Regions from separate parts of the Homo sapiens genome. Here region 2 is linked to region 1. The links are chromatin loops, found by intact Hi-C in ENCODE. Cell type or tissue: CD14-positive monocyte. All regions are shown on one strand. Each heading gives the region's core, and the rest is flanking DNA. Links, peaks and the distances in the headings are about the cores only.

Region 1 (8,340 bases), core at 56-8,055:
TCTTGGTAGAAATGACATAAAAATACCTGAGGGATTCTCTCCCTTGCCAAACCAACCTCATTAAATCATCTCTTGAAGCTTCCAAATCAAAAACCTCCTCAACCAAATTGACTTTTCAGATTTCTTATATCAGAATCATAAATCATTCAGTGGTATCTCTGGAATATAGGACTGCTGCTTAGGCGATCTCAGCTTCATTTGTTCCTGGAGATTTCATACCCTGTGCAACCTCCTTGCTCGGTGCATCTCCGTGCAGTAGAAAATTGACTCCAGGGACATAGGAGCTGTATTCTTCCCAACAATTAGATCATTCAACACAGGGAAAGCTTTTCCTTGTGCTATACATTGAAAATTACTCACTTGGAACTTAATAAAGTTATGTCAGGGTACCTTTGCTTAATATTCAATAGGTCTATACATTCTCTTATCTGTCTTGCATATCCAATAGTATTCCTCTGTTCAGTAATTTCACTATAGAATGGATGAAATGGCACTGATTTGTAGACCATTTCCAAAATTTCAGGTAAACATTTTTAAAAAGGTAAATGCAGTTAGGTGGAAGGAATAAGTTCTAGTGTTCAGTAGCAGAGTAGCGTGACTGTAGTTAACAACAATGTATTACATATTTCAAAATAGCTAGAAGAGAGGACTTGAAATGTTCCCAACACATAGAACTGATAAATACTCAAAGTATTTATCATCGATGAACACCACAAATACCCTGACTTAGTCATTACACAATCTACGCATGTAACAAAATATCACATGCACCCCATAAATATGTACAAACGTTATAAAGTAACAGTTTTTAAAAGGGGTATATAAATGTGTGTTCTCTACCTTAGCAGTCATTATAACATTGTCTTTCATCTAAGAAAAACACATGTAGGTATCAGATGGAGTTCAGGTTCTCTGTTCACTCAGCTGCTAGTTTCTCAACCTACACAACCTGAACCTGCTGACTTTTCTCCCTTGCCACCACATTTACCCTGATTCAAGCCACCATTCTTTCTTGCCCTGACTATTGCAATAACCCCTTAACTCTTGCCTTACTGCAGCATATTCCTGGCCCAGCACGGTGATATTTTTAGACAGCAAAACAAATGTTTTATTTGTTTATTTAAGACACTTCACCAAGTTTGATAACAATAATGTCCAAACTCCTTGTCATGACCTATAGGACCCTACAGAACCTGGCCCCTGCCCACATCTCCAACTTCACCTAATACCTCAGCACATAAATATTTGTTGAATGGATGTGTTTGTCTGGTTCTCATGCTGCTAATAAAGACATACCCGAGATCGGGTAATTTATAAAGGAAAGAGATTTCATAGACTCACATTTCCAATTGGCTGGGGAGGCCTCACAATCATGGTAGAAAGTGAATGAAGAGCAAGTATACGTCTTATATGGCAGTAGGCAAGAGGGTGTGTGCAGGGGAACTGCCCTTTATAAAACCACCAGATCTCATGAGACTTCCTCATGAGAACAGCATGGGGAAAAACCTGCCCCTATGATTCAATTACCTCCCACCAGATCCCTCCCATGACACTCAGGGATTATGGGAGCTACAGTTCAAGATGAGATTTGGGTGGGGACACAGCCAAACCGTATCAATTAATAAATGAATAATGCCTTTCTTAATGTTTAAGATACATACTGGCTTCACAAAAACCATATTGCTAAAATGTAACAAATGTATCACATTGTGTATTCATCTGGATGGCAACTAATTGGTAACTGATACAGGCAAACATGTTTCTTATGGAGCTCTATATCGGCTGTGTTCAAAAAAAGAAAGTTCAGCTTCATCCTACCCACTCCCATAGGCTTTTTGTAAAAGACTCTTACTTTTTCTTCCTTGGTTGACTGACAACTAATAAGACAAAACCCTACAATTATATCTATAATAATTAGCCAACTAGTATATGCTAAATATACTAGTTATATATTTCAAAATAGCTAGAAGAGAGGTATTTGTACAGAGGATCATCAGTTGACTGATTCCTATTAAACTCAATCAAGCAGTAGTAGCTGTTCCGGTAATAACAGATTTGATTGTTAGTTAATAATTATATGAATTAGAGATTCTCTTAAATTCATACAAAAGGTATTTTTAAAAGAACCTGCTTTTGGTCAGTGTGCAAATGGGTAGATTTTAAAAAATCTGCTTTTAGGCCAAGTGCAGTGGCTCATGTCTATAATCCCAGCAACTTTGGGAGGAGGCAGGAAGATCCCTTGAGCCTAGGAATCAAGACCAGCCTGGGCAACACAGCAAGACCTCATCTCTAATAAAAATTAAAATAAAGAATTAGCTGGGCATGGTGGTGTGAACTGTAGTCTCAGCTACTCAGGAGGCTGAGGTGGGGGGATTGCTTGAGACCAGGAGTTCAAGCTTACAGTGAGCTATGACTGCACCACTAAACTCCAGCCTAGGCAACAGAGTAAGACCTTGTCTCAATCAATCAGTCAATCAGTAGATAAAAATCTGCTTTTGGGATTTAAGTGACCAACCATTGCTTATTATTTTGTTAGGCTTACTACCCCTTTGATCTACTAACAATGCCTAATGAAGTCAACAGTCAGTAATTAATCAGGCATGATCTATGAATAGTTGACAAACATTAAGCAGTTAATGGATTTCAGGTAAATGACAGGCAGGCTTATTAATATGCTGATTCTATTCTGGGAACCCTCATTAGAAGATAACTGCTTCATCTTCACAATGTCAAACTTGCTTCCAATGGATAAATTATCATGATACAAAAATAGACTGCAGATAAAGCCTTTAATTCTACTTGGGCAAATCCAAGAATAACGTAAGAGTGTTACTTAAACTTACATTTAGAAAAGTCAAAGATTTTAAGGGAAAATATATAATTACTTTGAAAACATAGACTATTTTTCTAGATTTATTTATTTATTTATTTTACCTGTCACTTACTTAACAAATACTTATTTACACTGGTCAGGCATGTGAAAGAGTTTTCCAGATTCTAGAAGCAGACTCTCCAAATCATGCTAAAGGCTCACACTGAGCTCTCAATCAAACCATGATATATTTTCATGATCCGGTAAGAGGTGTCATCCATAATTTCCTTTGTTCCCATTTTGTTTATAAGGCTAGCCCAAATCTTACCGTGTCTCAATCAGTCTGAAACTCCAAGTTCACATGTATTATCAGTCAGCTAGATTATCTCTCAAAGGCAAATGAAAAAAAAAAATAGTCCTGTTTCCCAGAGATTTTTTTCTTTTTTTGAGACAGGGTCTCACTCTGTTGCCCAGGCTGGAGTGCAGTGATGCAATCATAGTTAATTGCAACCTTGAACTCCTGGGCTCAAGCAGTCCTCCCACTTCAGCCTCCCAAGTAGCTGGGACTACAGGCGGGTGCCATCACACCTGGCAATTTATTTTTATTTTTTGTGGAAACGAGGTCTCACTATCTTGCCCAGGCTTGTCCCAAATGCCTGGCTTCAAACAATCTCCCCAGCTTGGCCTCCCAAAGCGCTGAGATTACAGGCGTGGGCCACCATGTTCAACCTCAGAGATTTTTAATGTACACCGAAAGTAAATCCAAATGCTTACATATTTTAACATAATTAGAAACGATCATTTAATTCCCTACCTTCAAAATATAATATTCTTATCAATATAATCTGAATGGTTCAAGTGCACAGAATCAGCAAACACATACAGAACAATGAGGCAAATTTACATTAATGTGTTCTATTGTATCAACGGAGAGTCACAGAGCTTCACCACACTCTAATCAGCCCAGGAAATGCATCATTAAAAGGAAAAATCCTTCATTCTGATGACTTTGAGATAGCAAAAAGCAAAAAAAAAAAAAAAAAAAGAAAAGAAAAAGAAAAGTTTAGATATCAGGCTCAGCTCATAGATACCTTTGGCAATGGCTTATTTTCAAGTTGAAAATCCTCTGATTTGAAAATAAATCTTGGCTGGATGCAGTGGCTCACACCTGTAATCCCAGCACTTTGGAAGGCCGAAGCAACCAGCCTGGCCAACATGGCGAAATCCCGTCTCTACTAAAAATACAAAAATTAGCCAGGTATGGTGGAACGCGCCTGAAATCGCAGCTACTCAGGAGGCTGAGACACAAGAATCATTTGAACCCAGGAGGCAGAGGTTGTAGTGAGCTGAGATTGCACCACTGCACTCCAGCCTGGGTGACAGAGTGAGACTCTGTCTCAATAAAAAACACACACACACACACACACACACATACAAAAAAAAAAAAAAAAACACACACAAAGAAAATAAATCTTACCATTATTTAAGGAGATTTTTAAAAAAATAGTTACTGTGTAAGGGAAGGTCTTCAAAAAACAAACAAACAAACAAACTAAAGCCTAATATGGCTAACTCTTAAAAAAAAAGGCAAAGAAATAAAAGGATGAAATATATTTTATAGGCCACAAGAAACGGGCATAAATTAAGTAGTTCATAAAAACTGAGGCAAAGACTTCAAAAATAGTACTCTCTCATATAGGGATAAAATGCCCTCGGTGCAAAGAGTTACGTGTAAAACTGTGTAAGTTAACTTTCACAATGTTGTAATTTCTCTTTCTCCAAAATCCATTCTCTATTATGTTTAAATGTTGATATGCTGAAATTTAAAGAAAACTTGATAAGGTATATAGAGTAGATTAAGAGAGGCTTTTCTTTCCTCCCAAATTCAATTTAGTGAATTTAAACTATTGGTACCTAACGGAATTGTGTGCTGACTCAAACTTTTTACTCAAGTCAATTTTTTTTTTAAATTAATTTTTAGAGACAGGGTCTTGCTTTGTTGCCTAGACTGGAGTGCATTGGTGTGATCATAGTTCACTATAGCCTCCAATTCCTGGGCTCAAGCAACCCTCCTGCCTCAGCCTCTCAAGTAGCTAGGATTACAGGCACATGCCACCACACCTGGCTAATTTTTTTACTTTTTATTTTTTGTAGAGTCTTGCTGGTTGCCCCAGCTGGTTTCAAACTCCTGGCCTCAAGCAATCTTCCTACCACGGCCTCCCAAAATCCTGAGATTACAGATGTGAGCCATGGCACCCAGCCTCAAGCCAACATTTTTAACATAATTTTTTTACAAAGCTTACAGTTTAAAATGTATTTATCACAGATTACTATAAGAAATTTTCTTACTAACGATTATTTCAAATTCGAAGAAAATAACCCCCAGGGTGAATGAGGGCTTTATTCATTTTTGCTATTCATTATTTTTTCACTAGTACTCACCAACCTGGTTAAATTTTTCCTATACGTTAGAAAAGAAAAAAAAGAAAAGTCCATGAACAACCTAAGAAGTCCGAGATCAATAAATTTCCTATCTGCTTAAACTAACTGCATGGATTCTGCTGTTTACAATTAAGAGTACCAAGGGAGATAGCTGGGTATAGAATCAAGGATTATAAATCATTTTCCCTGAACATTTTGCAAAGGATTGTTCCATGGTCTTCTGGCTATAATGTTTCTGTTGAGAAGTCTGATGCCATTGTTTTTCTTAAGGTTCTGGATATGACTTATTTTTCCTCTCTGAAAGCTTTGAGACTATTTTTTCTATCCCTAGTACTCTAAAATTCCTAGTTGAAAGCATGAGTCTTTTTGCATTCCTTGGGCTGCCACATCCAGTTGTGTAGGTTGTGCACTGCATCACTTTAGGGAGCCCTATTCCCATCTTAGTCCATAGATACAACTTGGATGACTGCACAAGATGGCCTTGTGGACATTCTGTGGGACCTTACAATCTGAAGATGACTGTCATTGAGCTCTCAGAAATCTTTTGCCCAATCCTTCCTCTCAACCAATTTTTTTTTTTTTTTTTTTTTTTTAGAGACACGGTTTCACCCAGGCTGGAGTGCAGTGATGCAATCTCTGCTCACTGCAACCTCTACCTCCTGGGTTCAAGCAATTCTCCTGCCTCAGCCTCCCGAGTAGCTGGGATTACAGGTGTGCACCACCAAGCCCAGCTAATTTTTGTATTTTTAGTAGAGATGGGGTTTTGTCACGTTGGCTATGCTGGTCTCAAACTCCTGGCCTCAAGTGATCTGCTAGCCTCAGCCTCCCAAAGTGCTGGGATTACAGGCATGAGCCACTGTGACCGGCCTCAACCAGTATATCTATGTTCTATCTCTGAAACACTTTAGTCACAAACTGGACTTCCCAGATTAATCTCCTCATTTTCTTATTTTGTCTCTATTTTCCATTCCTTGTTTCTTATTCCACTTTCTGAGAGATTTCCTCCACTTTATCTTCCAACCTTCTACTGAATATTTAACTTCAGCTATGCTATTTTTAATTTACGGAATTCATTTTTAAAAATAGAATTGTATTCGCCAGGATCCAAGATCTTCTCTTGTTTCTCTGAAGATGTCAATTAGAGGTTTGTTTACTTTTTTCTTTTTTTAGATTTTCTTCCATTCCCTGTATTCTTTCTGTTTCCTTTCTCTTTCCTGTCCACTAGCTGTTTCTTTTTTATTGGTTTTTGTCTCTCTTTTGTTTTAGAGATGATATAAATGCCTCATGATTCATGGCACTGATATTTCAGAGAGGGGCACTGAAAAGCTGATTGGAAACTGTGTGCGGGGGCAGGGGGCTTCTCCATTGGTGGCTTCACTCTAATTGATCTGGTGTGGCTGTTTTGCTGAGGATCCCAATTGAGAGTCTCTGTGGTCTTTTCTCTTGGTCTGATCTGTTTCCCCAGAAAGAAATCTGCTGAAGACAGAGGAGTCACCTGGCGTCAGCATTCTCAGACTTAAGTAAGGAGAAGTGTTGGGGCATGTGGCCTTACCTTTCAGCATGTAGTTTTTTCACTCAATGCCCAGTTTCAGTGCAGCAGCACATCCTTAGCCCTACACACACAGTCCAAAAGGTCAGAGTCTGTCTGGTTCTGCTAGAATAGGGAGGCTATTGTCATCCTGCTGTGTAGCCTAGGCAAAGGCATCCAAGGGCTTAACTATGTCTCCAAATTCCATTAACCTCAAGTGTACTGTCACCACCATGGGCAACCAAGAGCTTCCAGTTCTTTGCTGTCTCTGGGATTCTGCAGAACGAGGCTGCTTCTGGCTGTTCCCTGAGTCTGGTGGCTTTTTCAGCCCTTTGGTCTGCTATTAATAAGTCGTGTGCCACTCCTTCCAGTTTCCACATTTTATTTTATTATTGTCATCTCTTTCCTCATTTTTTTGTCCTTGTGGGATTATGATTTTTTTCCACCATTTTTTGGAAAGTATTTTGGGAAGTTGAGGTGGAAAACATATGTTGAATATACCATTATTTAAAACCTAATATTCTTTCTATACTTCAAAAAAACATATGGGAGGTCTATGGTGTGCTAGTCACTTAAACTCTCCTCTTCCTCATTTATATGTCACAACAATGTAGCACCTACCTTATGGGATTATCCTGAGAATTAAATGAGGAAAAGCTGGTGAAGCACTGAAGTTTATTATAATTGTGAAAACAATGGAAAATGAAGAGGTTCACAACATGCTGACCCAAAATATGCCACTTTGGTAGATTGATTATTTTGAGCTAAAAGAAACTGAAAATCAAGAAATGCAGGAAAAGCTCTTTACCTCCCACTCAACTACATAAAATAAACCATAAATTTCCGGTTTAATAAAGGACATTTACAATTATAAAATATCTATACCAGGAGGAGAGCTATGCTGAGGCAACTTTGATCACCTGAGAGACTTATCTGCATAATAAGACAGGCTTTGTTCACCAAACATTTTCTCCCTTCACCTTCCCACAATTTGTCTCCACCACCCTCATGCCCCAAACTTTTATTTCTTTCTGTAGCTCAGGATGATTTATGCATCTCAATCATCTGGCCACCCCCTTGAGTCTAATTTTTGTGGGACTCCCATACATATGTATGTAATTAAAATTGTTTTTCTACCATTAATCTGTTTTATGTCAACTTGATTTATAGACCAGCCAAAGAACCTATAATGGTAGAAGAAAGCATTTTTCCTCCCCTGTAGGACCAAACAATACATGGCAAACAGCATGGCAAAGCCACAGGAAAGATAACATTCTCTGGGATTAATAAATAACAACAGTTCTCAAAGTGTGGTCCTGGGACTCACAGCATGATCAGCACCTGGAAGTTTGTTAGAAATGCAGATTCTTGGCCAGCCACAGTAGCTCACACCTGTGAGCTACTTTGGGCCGAGACAGATCACTTGAGGTCAGGAGTTCGAGACCCGCCTTGCCAACGTGGTGAAACCCTACCTCTACTAAAAATACAAAAATTAGCTGGGTGCTGTGGCACTTGCCTGTAGTCCCAGCTACTCAGGAGGCTGAGGAAGGAGAATTAC
Region 2 (8,340 bases), core at 280-8,279, 110 kb after region 1:
AGATACATAATTAAGCCATTTAATTTGGACATAAAAAAAGGCAGAGCTAGAAGTCTAGAGGATTTTTGAACGTCTAGTCTGTTAATTATAATAACACTAAGAGAAGATTTTATTTATTTATTTATTTATTTAATTTTATTGTTTTTGAGACAGAATCTCACTCTGTTGCCCAGGCTGGAGTACACTGGTGCAATCTCAGGTCACTGCAACCTCTGCCTCCCAGGCTTGTGCCTCAGCCACCCAAGTAGTTGGGATTATAGCTGTGCGCCACCATGTCCAGGTAATTTTTTGTATTTTTAGTAAACACAGGGTTTCTCCATGTTGGCCAGGCTGGTTTCGAACTCCTGGCCTCAAGTAATTCACCCACCTCTGCCTCCCAAAGTGCTGGGATTACATGCGTGAGCCACCATGCCTGGCCAAGAGAAAATTTAAAGGAAAGAATGAGTTCATTCATAATCCCACCTCCCTAATATAATCGTTTTTTGGTTTTTTGTTTTTATGTTCTGTTTTCCCTTTCATTCTTTGACTATTATAACTGCAGGCATTTTTACATGGCTTTTACTCACAGGACATAAGTAATTTTGCGTGTTCCTTTTATGAGGTTATACATAGTCTTCGTAATCTTTCATATGAATCATTATCCCCTTTGTATAAAGAGGAGAAATTGAGGAAATTGAGCCTTAGAACCTTGCTGTTTGTCGTCATACCAAATTAAAGGCTAATGTCCCTTTGTCAGAGAGGCAAGTCCTTGGGGTGGAGTATTCGGTGGTTATGCTCCATCCCCTCAAATATCCCAGCTCTCCAGACGCATGATTACATAAGTACATTTTGGTGATGGGAGTTATGGGATCAGAGGGGCAGTCTGTGGCCACAGAGGAGAGAAGGTGTCACAAGCCAAACTCATGATCTTGGGCACATTAGTCTCAGTAACTTATTAACTGAGCTAAGCAGTTTGAAAAGAAATAAAAGCAAAAGAAAACAAGCCAAAGTACAAACCGTATCAAGCTTTAGAGTCTGAAGACTTATGAAAAGGGATCAACAATATAGTAGTAAATGAGACAGTGTTGACGCCAAGATAGGTAGGGGTGCAATTAAAATTCATTAAGACACAACAAGAAACTCTAGTCCAGGCTTGTTGCAGGTAAAAGGGACTTTGCCAATGAATTATTCAAGAAGAATTGAGCTGAATGAGGGAATCCTCTCTTGGGTTGGCAATGGTTCAGACTTACTTCGAACTTTCTCCCCAGGTAAGAGTATAACAAAAGTAACTAAGAAGCGTGTTCCTTTGTTACTTGAGCACTTTGTGTGTGGTTCAAACCACCCTGGCATTAGTCTTCCTATTATAGCCTGAACCTTTCCTAGTGATTTAAGAAAAAGAATATTAATAATATAATATTTTATTTAAAAATTAATAACAAGTTTGAGTCAAGTTTGTGGAACCCATGTGAACTCTTCTTTCTATTATTTGAAGCAAAATTTTAAAACCATATTAATTAACCCAACAGTTTTGAGCACATTTTTGAGGGGCCAAATGCAGTGCCCGTTTCAGTGATATAAAAATACATAAGGCTTTTTCCTCAAGATAATCATAATCTAGTGGCTTAATTATTCATCCTCACATTTTCTTGTGATTTAAAAAAAAATATTAGCATGGATACAGGTGGTAGAGATTTTATTCTCCTGTCCATTCTCAGCACAGCTTAGATCTACACATATACAACTTAGAGCAGTGCGACCTGGCACACTCCAACAGTGGTGGGGCACTTTCCCAAGAACACAACGACACTTCCAGCCTTTGTTCCCATGGTGCGACCCCCTTTCCTTTTCATTTATCTAGACTATACGCAGCCCTTTTTCTTTTTCTTTTTCTTTTTCTTTTTTTTTTTTTTTGAGACAGGGTCTTGCTCTGTTGCCCAGGCTGGAGTGCAGTGACACCATTATAGCTCACTGCAGCCTTGAAATCCTGGGCTCATGCAATCCTCCTGCATCAGCCTCCCAAGTAGCTAGGACTACAGGTATGTGCCATCACGCTGGCCTATTTTTTTGTATTTCGTAGAGACAGGGTCTCACCATGTTACCCAGGCTGGTGTTGAAATCCTGACCTCAAGAGATCCTCCTGCTTTGGGCCTCCCAAAGCGCTGGACTTACAGGCATGAGCCAAGGCACCTGGCATATTCAGTCTTTATGTCCTGGCTCTGCATCAGCTTTTCCATGAAATACTCACTGGAGATTCCTCCTTAGGGATCTCTTTTCTTTCTTAGAATTTAACTTTCTTCACGCTTCCGACATCATTTGAAGTTTTCAAGCTACAAATCAGCACTTTATTATAGACTATTTTGTATGAAACAGTGTCATTTTCCATGCATTAGTTTTGTCTTCTCAATTAATATGCCAGAAAGCAACACCTTACCTCTGTCTTCCCTCCTGCACCTAACTCAAGGCTAAATACTTACTGTGTGATTGGGCCTGCCATTCTAATTTTGCTACCTTTGTTTCTAAAATCCTAATTGTTGAGTTCTCCCATCGATATCTGATGGCCAATTTATTTCATAATGGTAATTTATTTTGTCACATCTGGATCGCTGATTTCTTAGTTAAATTTAAATGAGCCTTACATTTTTAGCCTAGATGTAATATTTCAAATCTAATACTGTCATTACATAATCACTAATACATTCTATTAGGAACGTGATTTTTACATTATGTTTGCAGCGATATAATAAATATTAAGTATCTGTGCTATGTATCCAGCCATATTTTGTTGTGAAATAAAAGGGTACATTTGGTTATAAGAGAGGAAGTAACAATTAGAAACTACTTCCACTATTTTCTTTATTTATATTAATTCTTGTGCTTTAAAGTACTTGTTGGCCGGGTGCAGTAGTTCACGCCTGTAATCCCGGCACATTGGGAGGTCGAGGCAGGTGGATTGCTTGAATCCAGAAGTTCAAGACCAGCCTGGGCAACATAGTGAGACCCAGTCTCAACACAAATTTTAAAAATTATCCAGGCATGGTGGTGCATGCCTGTAGTCCCAGCTACTCAGGAGGTTGAAGTGGAAGGATCGCTTGAGCCCAGGAGGTTGAGGCTGTAGTGAGATGTGATCCTGCCACTGTGCTCCAGCCTGAGCAACAGAGTGAGACCCGGTTTAAAAAAAAATAAAAAAATATTTAAAAGCACTTGTTGCTGCAGTTTTGCAGTGAATTCTAAGAATAGATTTCTCCTGCTGTCCTGTCTCTGGATTTGATTTCTTTCCTGCTTTTGTGCTTGGGTCCTCTTCAACTCTGACTAGACTTTCAATATTGCATTCATCAGAGACTCATTTGTGGGATCCTGAGCAAATTACTCCATTCAACTGAACTTTCTCTGAGCTTAATTTTCACTTATGAAAAAGGGATGATAATATTATTGCACAAAGTTGAGTTAAAAATGCATAAGATAGAAACATTTTCTGAATCTTAAGAACCTATACAGATATCAGATATCATCATCATCATCATCATCATGATTACCATTTATTATCATCATCACTATCTTGGAATTTGCAAAGTTGTTTAAGAAGTATGGCTTGATAGGACACTGGTAGTGTGTCCTATTACTACCTAGTTACTACTAGTGGTCAGCTATGTCATTTTCCTTCTCCTTCCTGAGCACTTGGAAGAATAAACTTTCCAGTTCCCTTTGCTGTTTGGTGGAACGATGGGACTCTGATCAGTGAAGAGTGGAAGGGGTCAAGGCATTTAATTTCCGGTACCTGACTCTTTTTTCTTCCCTTGGTAAAGTGGCCCAAGAGGTCTGTGTTTTGTGTTTTGGATACTGCTGCTGCTACAAGAGAATGAGGCTTCTATCATCTGGGTCCCTGAGTAGTTGCGTGGAGTGGAACTCACTGTCAACTCTGTGGGACTTGTAGTGTGAATGAGAAACTAATTTTTCTTGTGTTGAGTCACTGCAATTTGAGATTGTTTATTATTGCAACATAACATAGCCTATCATGACTAATACACTATTATGGGCCTCAGGATAAAGAAATTCCAGATCTAGGTATGGCCTAACTACCTATATATCCTTGAGCAAGAGGAATAACATATACTATCTTTTTTTTTTCTTCTTTTACCCAAAAAAATATGTGTAGAGACAGTCTCACTATGTTGCCCAGGCTGGTCTTGAACTTCTGACCTCAAGCCATCCTCCTGCCTTGGCCTCCCAAAGTGTTAGGATAACAGGCATGAACCTAATGTGTTGGGATTACTGGCATAGTTTCCCCACGCCTAGCCCTTTAAAAAAAATAGACATGAGGTCTTACTATGTTGCCCTGGCTGGTCTAAACTCCTGGGTTCAAGTGATCCTCCTGCCTCAGTCTCCCCAAGTGCTGGAATTACAGGCATGAGCCATCACACGCAGCAAAGTATACTATCTTGAAGGTCCCTTCAGCTCCAAAAACTTTGGCATTGCAACAATCCAAAGCTGTCCTATGTCAATGACGAAGAAATGTGAACTTTTGTTCAATGGAAAAAGTAACTTCAGCTATATCAAACCACCCCCCAAAGAAGGAATCAAGCTAGAAATAACTAAAAGTTCAGAATTGAAATAACATTTTTAAATTGTTTCATGCACATACCTGCCTTTTTAAGAGAGTATATTAAACCTAGTTACATTAAAAGTAGTCAGTGAGTCATGGTCATTATTATGAACCTTAGTTAAAATAACTAAATAACACTGTAAAAGACAGTGATGTCCTCAGGGCCAGTGACAAACAAAGGTTTATTTGCTTCTTGCAATGGTCTAGACTTCTCGTGTTATTTAAATTTCAGTTTTGGATTTCTATAGTCTTTCAATGCCTTTGTGCATTACATTTTTTTAAATGACAGGATCTTGCTCTGTTGCCCAGGCTAATCATGAACTCCTGGCTGCAAGTAATCCTCCCACCTTGGCCTCCCAAAGTGTTGAAATTACAGGTGTGAACCACAGCGACCAGCCCATTACTTCTCATTGCTGTCAATGGACTGATTGTCTACAATAGCCCAACTCCCCACTTTAACTGTAGAAAGTTAAGAAGGAGGAGGAGGAGAAGGGGGAGGAGGAGGAGGAGAAGAAGAGGAGGAGGAGGAAGAAGAAGAAGAAGAAGAGGAAGAAGAAGAAGAAGAGGAAGAAGAAGAAGAGGAAGAAGAAGAAGAAGAAGAGGAAGAGGAAGAAGAGGAAGGAAGAAGAAGAAGAAGAAGAAGAAGAAGAAGAAGAAGAAGAAGAAGAAGAAGAAGAAGAAGAAGAAGAAGAAGAAGAAAAAAAAAGGAAAGCCAACCTCACATTCTGTGGGAATTGAACATACTGAAAAAGATATAGGGCCTGAATAAGAGGTTAAGAAGACTTCCTAGAAGTAAAGCAAATAAGTTTTAGGCATGAACTCTGTAGACTCTATGGGTGCCCATCTTTTTGCCAAATTTTTACTCTCACAAATATTGCACGAAGATGAATTTCCAAGATGACTAAACTCCGGCTAGACAGTGTGTTAATGTATTTGATTTTCTGCAGCAACCCAGCAGCACAGATTCATAATTAAATTGCTAATGTGTGTTTGAAAGCTTTAGAGATACTTCTTCAGCCATCAACAAAACTAACATTGTCAGAAGAACTGAAATAATTTGCTCCTCATGACAGTTTGGTGAGACAAGAAGGCAAAATAATTAAGTATGGAGGCTCTGGAGCAGAATTGTCTGTGCTCAAAGCCTGCTTTTACCCCTTGCAAACTGTATGAACTTGGGCAAGTAAATCAACCTCCTGTGTCTCCACTTTCTCATTTCTAAATTGGGGGTAATCCTGTTCTTGCAAGGGTGGGCTGCTCTCTGAACTATTTTAGCTCACCCACATTTGTTAAACATCTTTTTTAAAACAAATTTTTTTTTTTTTTCAAAATAGGGTCTTGCTCTGTCACCCAAGCTGGAGTTCAGTGGCTTGATCACAGCTCACTGCAGCCTCAACCTCCTGGGCTCAAAGTGTCCTCCCACCTTAGCCTCCTCAGTACCTAGGACTACAGGTGCACACCATCACACCTGGTAGTTTTTGTGTTTTCTGTGGAGGCTGAAAGGGTTTTGCTGTGTTTCCCAGGCTGGTCTCGAACTCCTGAGCTCAAGCCATCTGCCTGCCTTGGCCTCCCAAGGTGCTGAAATTACAGGCATGAGCCACCACACCCAGCCTCTTGAACATCTTTAAATTCACGAATGCAAGCCCAATTCTAACATTTATTGTGCCAGTCAATAGGCCACTACATTCACCAATAAAAACCCATTTCTGACAGTCAGTAAATTAATTAGCACAGGGCAGCTTGTTCATCAATATTCAATTCACAGCAGAGCTTGGTGTAGTCCTTTTTATAATGCGGGCTTCCTGATTCTAGCAACAGTGAATGGGCCATCTCAGAACCATACATTCCTGATTGGCACGTTGGTTATAGCATAATCTACGTAACAGACGTGTAATACCTTTTAGTGTAGACTGAAGAATGCCCAGGTAGATTAACAGACATGGTAACAATAACAAACTTGGGTTTCACACTACCGTATTCTATGTCTAACATTCCTCTCTAGTTCTCAAAATTGCTAAATTTGAATTTTAGTACTACATTTCTGAGACAGAGTTTGAAGCTGCAGGATGATAAAGGGCGCTTAATATCGCAGATGCAGAAGTGTTAATAAGAGAGCCATGCTGACTGCCTGGTAAAGTGTGACTTGGTGGTACCTTGTGGGGATGCCTTGACTCTGAGTCTAGTCCTCATGTAGACAGCTCTAAACACTGTATTTTATCAGTTTATTCAGGTGAGACTACAGGGGAACATTCACACTAGCCAAAATCACATTTGCTGTCTAGATCAAGACTTTCTTGGCATCTATGTACCCAAGAACATGAATTAGTTATTTGCATGTTGCCCTGTGACACTAGAAAAAGAACAGAGAGAACCAGATGGTCCTACGGGCACTTTATCCAAGTTATTGTGGAAAAACCTCACGAATGTCCTGCTTCTCAAGAGAGTAGATCCTTCTAGGGTCTGATTAAATGGGGCCCCAGGAAGGATCTCTGCCTGATAAATTCTTATTAACTACCTTATTCACTGATTCTAAGATATACAGTTTTTCACTTTTTTTTGACGGGGGAGGGGGGGTTGCCTACAGAGTCTCTGTCGCCCAGGCTGGAGTGCAGTGGTGCAATCTCAGCTCACTGCAACCTCTGCCTCCCAGGTTCAAGTGATTCTCCTGCTTCAGCATCCCAAGTAGCTGGGATAACAGGTGCATGCCACCACACCTGGATAATTTTTGTATTTTTAGTAGAGATGGGGTTTTGCTATGTTGGCCAGGCTGGTCTCAAACTCCTGGCCTCAGGTAATCTGCCCACCTGGGCCTCCCAAAGTGCTGGGATTACAGTGTGAGCCACTGTGCCTGGACAGTTTTTCACATTTCTAACATAAAATTTTGGTGTATCATTTTGGTATATCCTTGAAATTGTAGTGTATCATATAGCCCATGGTGTGTCAAGGTATAATCATAGTTGGCAAGTGTTTTTTTCTAAGTGGCACAGAAAATAAAGACACATCCTAAAGGATGCAATCTTAGACGGCATGAAATATGGTGACTGCCCTTGTATTACTCTCCAGACTTTGACTTGTCCTGAACCGCCTCACCCTAAATTCCAATATGTGGGTGACAGTTTTCCTAGGTTATGTTCTAGGCACTAGGATCCACTCTGGTCATTTGAACAGACTGGAGATCGCCCAAACTTCCCTCAGCAGTAAGTTTACAAATTCTCTCTCAGGTGGGCTCACTTCTGCAGACAGCTAAGCCCTACCATTTATTTATGTATTTATTTATTTATTTGAGATGGACTCTTGCTCTGTCATCTAGGCTACAATATGATGGCACGAACACAGCTCACTCTATCCTTGACTTCCCAAGCTCACGTGATCCCCCTGCTGCACCCTCTTGGGTAGCTGGGACTCTGGGTTCTTGGCTAATTTGAAAAAAAAATTTTTTTTTTTTTTTTGGCAGAGATGGGGTCTCCCTATGTTGCCCAGTCTAGTCTTGAACTCCTGAGCTCAAGCAATCCTCACCTTGGCTTCCCAAAGTGCTGGGATTACAGGCCCAACCCACCCCTGCCATTTTCTTCACGTTCACTACTATTTCTTTCTCTCTTTTTAATTTTTTGTAGAGACAGAGTCTCAATGTTGCCCAAGCTGGCCTCTAGCTTCTGGGCTCCGCCCACCTTGGCCTTCCAAAGTGCTGGGATTACAGGCGTGAGCCACACGCGGGCCTGCTCTCTTTTAAACAGTGATGATCTAAACTTAGCTCCAAATAGAGG

What was found. Hi-C counts contacts between places; a loop is a spot of excess contacts. Peaks named below come from ENCODE experiments on the same cell type or tissue, not always from the same donor. Only the 100,000 strongest peaks of a DNase experiment are listed, where the experiment ranks them.
Region 2: a loop joins it to region 1, with 2.0 times the contacts of the local background. A loop is called at or near these places in 1 of 110 quality-filtered maps.

What each region holds. Positions count from the first base shown.
Region 1 is chr10:23,460,351-23,468,690 of GRCh38, reverse strand. No RefSeq gene overlaps it. Among named protein-coding and RNA genes, the nearest start is that of OTUD1, 25 kb to the right of the region's middle. In CD14-positive monocyte, for the core only: no CTCF peak of the experiment used is centred there; no DNase peak of the experiment used is centred there; H3K27me3 peaks cover 755 bases.
Region 2 is chr10:23,347,728-23,356,067 of GRCh38, reverse strand. No RefSeq gene overlaps it. Among named protein-coding and RNA genes, the nearest start is that of C10orf67, 7.1 kb to the right of the region's middle. In CD14-positive monocyte, for the core only: no CTCF peak of the experiment used is centred there; a DNase peak (open chromatin) is centred at 3,967; H3K27me3 peaks cover 720 bases.